2 separate regions of the Mus musculus genome follow, and region 2 is linked to region 1. Evidence: chromatin loops called from intact Hi-C (ENCODE). Cell type or tissue: left cerebral cortex. All regions are shown on one strand. Each heading gives the region's core, and the rest is flanking DNA. Links, peaks and the distances in the headings are about the cores only.

Region 1 (2,899 bases), core at 183-2,682:
TGCCCTCTGAGGTTTCTCAAGGCAGGGGCCAGTGGATCGGTGACTTCATGAAGGCTACTCACCCTCAGCACTCAGCAGTTTCCGGTCCTTATACAGGTCGGTCAGAAAGAGGCTATGGACAAGGGTGGACTTCCCCAGGCCGGACTCACCTGGCCATAGGAACAGTCAAAGAGCTGGATTAGACTGGGGCTGAGACAGTCTGGCCCACGGGGCTCCACCTAGAAGTTTGGCCACTCACCGGCCACCATGAGCGTGAAGTCGAAACCTTTCTTGACGGACTTGCGGTGCACCTGGTTGGGCAGTGTGGCGAAGCCAACGTACTGCTTGTCGATGTCCTGAGGGCAGGGGTGGTTGGGGGGCAGGTCAGTGGCATATCCTTATCTCCCGGTGGAAGCCCAAGGCCCTATCTCTTATGTTGCTCAGACGAGCAGAAAGCACAGCCCCTAGCAAGGGTCATTTTGTCAACAAAAATGGAGTGAGGACTCTGTAAGCAGAGGCTGGAAGGAGGAAGGTATGTGAGGGGGTAGCAGGAAAAGGCACCCCACTCCAGCTTCAGCAGAACCCCAAGACTGGGGGGTGGGGAATGAGGAATGTCAGCCCCACAGGAGCATCCTCTGAGGTGGGTGGTGGGACCCACTGAGACCCCTCAGACACATCCAAGGACCTCTATGGGTGGAAATAGCCAGACCTCAGCACAAATTCATCCCCGGAGTATCCAAAGGTGGGTGGCTTGTCTGGCCCAGATCCAAGCTTGGGGGTGGTGGTTCCTGAAGCAGCATCGGAGCGAGGGCTATTTATAGACTGCGGTACCGAGCCTCCCCCGCCAAAGGTCTGTGTTGCCTGCACCTATCCCCAGTGGACATCTGCCCTGGGAGCCCCCCGCCACCTTCTGTGGTAGCCGGAGGGTCTTGGCCAAGCAAGACTGAATACATGACCCAGATTCCACCCTCTCTCTACACACACAGACACACACACACACACCTTCAGTCGCCTCTGGGCCTGGGTGCGCGGCGACAGCAGCTGCTCCACCAGGCGGTCCTGGGGTGCTGCCAGTGAGTCCATCGTGGTGACCCCGCGGGCCCTGACGGCCTCGTTCAGACCCTACACCAGGGTCAGGCCTGTCGGGGCCAGCGATCTCGAGCGATTTGCGCTGGGTAAATCTGCTCTTAAGCCCTCTTCTGCCTCGGGTTTTGAAGACGCGAAAACTGAGCCCCGGAGAGGGAGCGTCGCCCACCTGGTAGGCCGCTGACCTCAGAAGTCCTGCGAGCCATTCCCTTGCCTCTGCGCGGGGGGCGCGGGCTGTGGCCGCGTCGAGGCTCAGCAGCGGCTCCAGTGCGAGCACGAGGCGGGGCTTCGCGGGCCCACGGCAGCGGCGGAGGGGACCGCCCCGCCCGCCGTCGCCGGGAAACGGTCGCCTGGAAATTGGGCCGCAGGCGGAGCCTCGAGAAAACGGCTGCGATGGGCAGGGCCCGACCGAGGCGCTCGGGCGGGGGCGCCGCGTGGAGCCGGAGCGCAGCCGTGGCACCCGAGGCCGCGTCCGGACCGTCCGTAGGCGGGCGGCGAGGTGTCTGCGGTCGTGGAACTCTGCCTCTGGGACGTCGCGCCGCTGCCGCCCACAAGAGGGCGCTGCGGAACGCTCCGGACTCACATGCAACCGCGGGGGAAGCGGCCCCAGCCAACACCTTCCTCTCCTTGCTCTTCACCCGAAAACCCTGAACCATGCATGCCTCGGCAACCAAACTACCCACAGACACACCCCTCCCCACTCCTTGAGGCTCACTCCTTCCTACCCGCCCCCTGCGTTTGTGCACATGCGGGTGATTGGGGGAAATTCTTTCCCGCGTGGCATCTTCATATGCACTGAGGACAGAGCGCATCTCCCCTACTAAGCCCTGCTGTGGGTGAGGGGAACAGGTCTTTAATCTCAGCACTTGAGAGGCAGAGGCAGGCGGATGTCTCTGAGTTTTGGGCCAGCCTGGTCTACATAGCGAAGTCCAGGACAGTCAGGACTACATAGACTCTATCTCAAAAAAACAAATTAAGGGTGCCTGGGATGCAGTGGCCAGAGTTCAGATGGCCGGCTTCCTTCAGAGCTTGGAAGCTTTAGCTAGCCCTCAGCTAGGCAAAACTTCTGCCCACAACATGCCAACACTTTAGGTACCAGATGTTCCAGGAATTGGGAAGCCATTGGCTGTGAGCCACCAAACTTTTCCTCAGTCCTCATTTCTAACCCCACCAGAATCAGAGCTCCAGCCCCAGGCTGCAAGAAACTAGACAAGCCACTGTCCAGAGTGGGCAAAGGACCAGGAGACCTCCCTCCTCTATGCAGGTACCACCCCTCCTCCATGAAGCCTCACCGTCTTAGCTTCCTGGAGGGGCCTCCACCCTGGGTCTTGCTATGGGCACCCCCGGGGTGACTAGCACCTGGGGAGGAGCCTGAGCCCACAGCTGCAACAGGAGAGCCATTCATCCCAGGGCTGAAAAGAAGCCTCCCAGTTCTGGCTCCCAGAAAGTGGCTACTGGTTCCTGTCTGACCTACATGAAGCATTTAGACTGAGTCCTATCCCTCACCCCCTCACCCCCCACTCCACCCCAATCACCGCAAACACAGCTCTCAGCCCAGCATCACCTAGGCAGGTTGCTATCTCCGACCTAGGGCGGGCATCTCTGGAAGAGCACACAGATGCCCTTGGCTGAACCATACCCTGATGCTGAACAGACCTAGTAGGTCTTAGACTGACTGCCTTTCAACTTGTTCATTGGGAATGTACATGCTTAGGGGACATCCCAGCCAAACAGCCTGTCTAAGTATCACCCAAGCAGGCCATCATAGCCTGTGTATTCCCTGGAGAAGCCCTAGGGGAGGAGCCTTGCACCCCCTTTTTCTAGTCCCAGAGGC
Region 2 (2,899 bases), core at 312-2,811, 400 kb before region 1:
ACCCCCACCATGTGCGCGCTGAGTGACAGCAGGAACAGGAAGAAGTAACGGTAGTTGCGGCGTCCAATGCAGTTGTTGACCCAGGGGCAGTGATGGTCAAAGTCCTGGCAGGGGCAGTGTGTCAGAACGCATGGAGGGTAGGACCTGGGCACAGGGACTGGTGTGGGGAGGGGCAGGGGTGGTCACCTCCACACAGTTGTCACAGACACTGCAGTGTGAGCAGCGCGGTGGACGGTAAAAGTGGCACGTTGCACACCACTTCATGCGGACCTGGATGCCCCGCACATCCACATTCTTGTACAGTGGGGCCCGGAAGTCATCCTCCTTGTCCTCGTCCTCGTCCGCTGGACATCAGGACCAGTAGGGTGGCAAGAGTACAGGGAGGTGAGTTTCCTAGCTGGAGAGGACCTCTCTAATCTCTGCCCAGCCCACCTACTGTGAATCCCCAATCAGCCACTTACACTCTAGTGACAAGAAGCAGATGAGCTGCCCCATACAGGGCCCTACCTCGGGGGAAGACTCCAGGGTCCATGAAGGTAGCCATACTGAAGTTGGCCAGGACAAAGAGGAAGAGGATGCCATTGTAGACAGGAATAGCTGGAGACACAGCTCTTGTCAACCATGGGCACCTACAATGGACAATGGGCAGAGAACCAGGGATGTGAAGGAGGCAAGGTCAGAATTTTGAGACGCAGCCATATGTATGCTTCTGGGCCCACCAGGCCACTGCCAGGCAGGCACACAAGCAGATAGATCTTAGCTATCACTAGGCCTTGGCTGTGTCCATCTGCTCAGTGTTAAGCTCCCTGCACTAATTTCAACCCTGGCAACCCCAGGGCTACTGTCCAGAACGTAAGTCACAGCTGAGGAAATGACTCCATTATGAGAGGTCCATTAGCCTAGGGCACAGGATTGGGGTGGCCACACAGCTAAGCCAACCTACCGGCAACTTGCCCAGGCTACCGTACTCCTGAGGGCCCCAGACAGGAGTGGGAATTCATTGGCCAGTATGCTACCCAGCAGCTAGAGTCAGGCCATGCCAGAGCTGTGCGGACAGCAGGGCACTTGCTGAGGTATGGAGAGGCACAACCCTGCTTCAGCCAGTGCTGGGCACATCCTCCTTTGTTCTGTAGGGTGCAGCTCTAGTCCTGGCAGACCCTGATTTTGGGTTTGTTACCTTGTTTGCCAGGTGGTAGCACAGGAGAGCTAAAACGCTGGAAAAGCACACACTCTATCTCTCACCAGCCCACAGCACTTGGAGCCAAGGCTTCCTTTCTGACCCCATTTCCCAAGAGGCCTTCCAGAAGGTGTATCTCTGTAACTTCACAGTAAGAGCTCTGCACATCTGCCTCTGTCCTCACCAGAATCCCCTCCACAGAGACACGCAGAGCCCTGACTCTGCAGTGGCTACGTAAGTCCACCCAGAGTTCAAGGAGCTCCTCTGGTCCCAGGAGTCTGTGTTTCCTTCTGTGTCACTGGCTGCTGAGACAGGTGGGGAGGTACACACAGGGGTTTAATTTCCTGCCTGTGTTTGGTCATTTGTGGAGCCAGACCAGTGGGGCTTCTCTCCCGGTTGCCCTGACCGCAAGATGGAGTGATGGTGGCCGCCTGCAGAGCCTGCAGCTACCCGCCACCCGAGTGCACAGTCCACACTGTGCGCCCACGCCTGCCTTGGCCAGGAGCCAGGCCCGCCGCCCCAGCAACCACCTCCATGGCAGCAGAACTATTTTTAGTGGAAAGCAAGAGGCTATTTAAAGCTCCTGCTTCCCACGGCAGCACCCTCTATGGGGCCACCAGCCATGATACCCCATCTTCTTTCCCGGACCAGCATGGACATACAGCATGACAATACAGGCCACACCCATGAGGGTCCAGCAGGAGATGGGACCCAACCTGTAGCCTGGAACGTTCACTCTACTTTCCCCATCTCTGACACAAACAGCACAGACAACATGTCTGTGCCCTCCAATCCATGCTGTTCAGCAAAGCTACAGTGGCACCCTACGATGAGACTCACAGCCCAGCGGTGAAGCACTTGGTAGGTAGGGAGAGACCTCTGAGTGAAGCAGTCAAGCCTTCTAGGGATGGGGTGCCCTCTAGCCTGACTTGGGTGTCCGATGAGAGGGGTTAGTTCCACACTAGTACAAAGTGAAAATTCAGACCTCATGCTACAAAGTCAAAAGCATAATGTCAAAGCTAGTGCCACCTGCAAGAAGTAGTGAGGGGTTGCAGGGGTGCTGTAAAGAGGAGAGACAGGTGTGAAGGAAGCAGGTGGGGGTGTACATGGGAAGACCAGGCTCGGATAGACTCCGGTTCCTCCTCGCCATGAAGTGGACACAACTGCTGTCCTTCTCATAAACAAGAAGTTGAAGAGCACAGGCATTGGGGCCAGGCTACCCCCTAGTCATCAGTTGGGCTTGGCTCAGAAGTACACTGCCTATGTATAGAAAGGGGATAGTCCCAGGACTGGAGCGTTATCCAAGCCGGGCGGCCTGTATTTCTGTATTGCCTCTTTAGCTCCTTAGCGGACCACCTGGGCTAGACAGCTGCCCTGAGTGAGATGTGTGAGGAGCAAGGGGGCAGTCCTGAGCTATGTTTGGCAGTTTGCACTGGTAGGGCACCTCAGTAGTATTAAGGTACTGGACAACCTCTGTACAACATGAGCAAGCACCGCCTGCATAAACATAGCAGAGCCAGGAGTGTGTGTGTGTACGCGCATGCGCCAGCTATGTGTCAGGGGGCCTGATACACTTTGAGCTCGAGTCCAGTCACTGTCCTTGTCTCTAAGCTCCTAAGGCTTGACCTGGGTCCTCTTTGGGTGCTGCATAAGGTCCACATTTAGAAAGCCTGTGTGCAAGGACAGGGTTGTGGGGGAGCACAGCACATACTGGCACATACA

Evidence for each region. Hi-C counts contacts between places; a loop is a spot of excess contacts. Peaks named below come from ENCODE experiments on the same cell type or tissue, not always from the same donor. Only the 100,000 strongest peaks of a DNase experiment are listed, where the experiment ranks them.
Region 2: it touches region 1 in a loop (4-fold over the local background); 1 of 42 quality-filtered maps calls a loop at or near these places.

What each region holds. Positions count from the first base shown.
Region 1 is chr16:18,625,107-18,628,005 of GRCm38, forward strand. Septin5 (septin 5) reads right to left here. Exons shown (of 12, transcript NM_213614.2): 3 at 239-335; 4 at 63-149. Among named protein-coding and RNA genes, the nearest start is that of Septin5, 3.4 kb to the right of the region's middle. In left cerebral cortex, for the core only: a CTCF peak has its summit at 1,610 (motif pointing right); DNase peaks (open chromatin) are centred at 766, 1,512 and 2,281; H3K4me3 peaks cover 2,500 bases; H3K27ac peaks cover 2,333 bases.
Region 2 is chr16:18,228,128-18,231,026 of GRCm38, forward strand. Zdhhc8 (zinc finger, DHHC domain containing 8) reads right to left here. Exons shown (of 11, transcript NM_172151.4): 2 at 508-629; 3 at 187-344; 4 at 1-104. Among named protein-coding and RNA genes, the nearest start is that of Zdhhc8, 5.6 kb to the right of the region's middle. In left cerebral cortex, for the core only: a CTCF peak has its summit at 1,708; DNase peaks (open chromatin) are centred at 1,694 and 2,625; H3K4me3 peaks cover 1,049 bases; H3K27ac peaks cover 2,373 bases.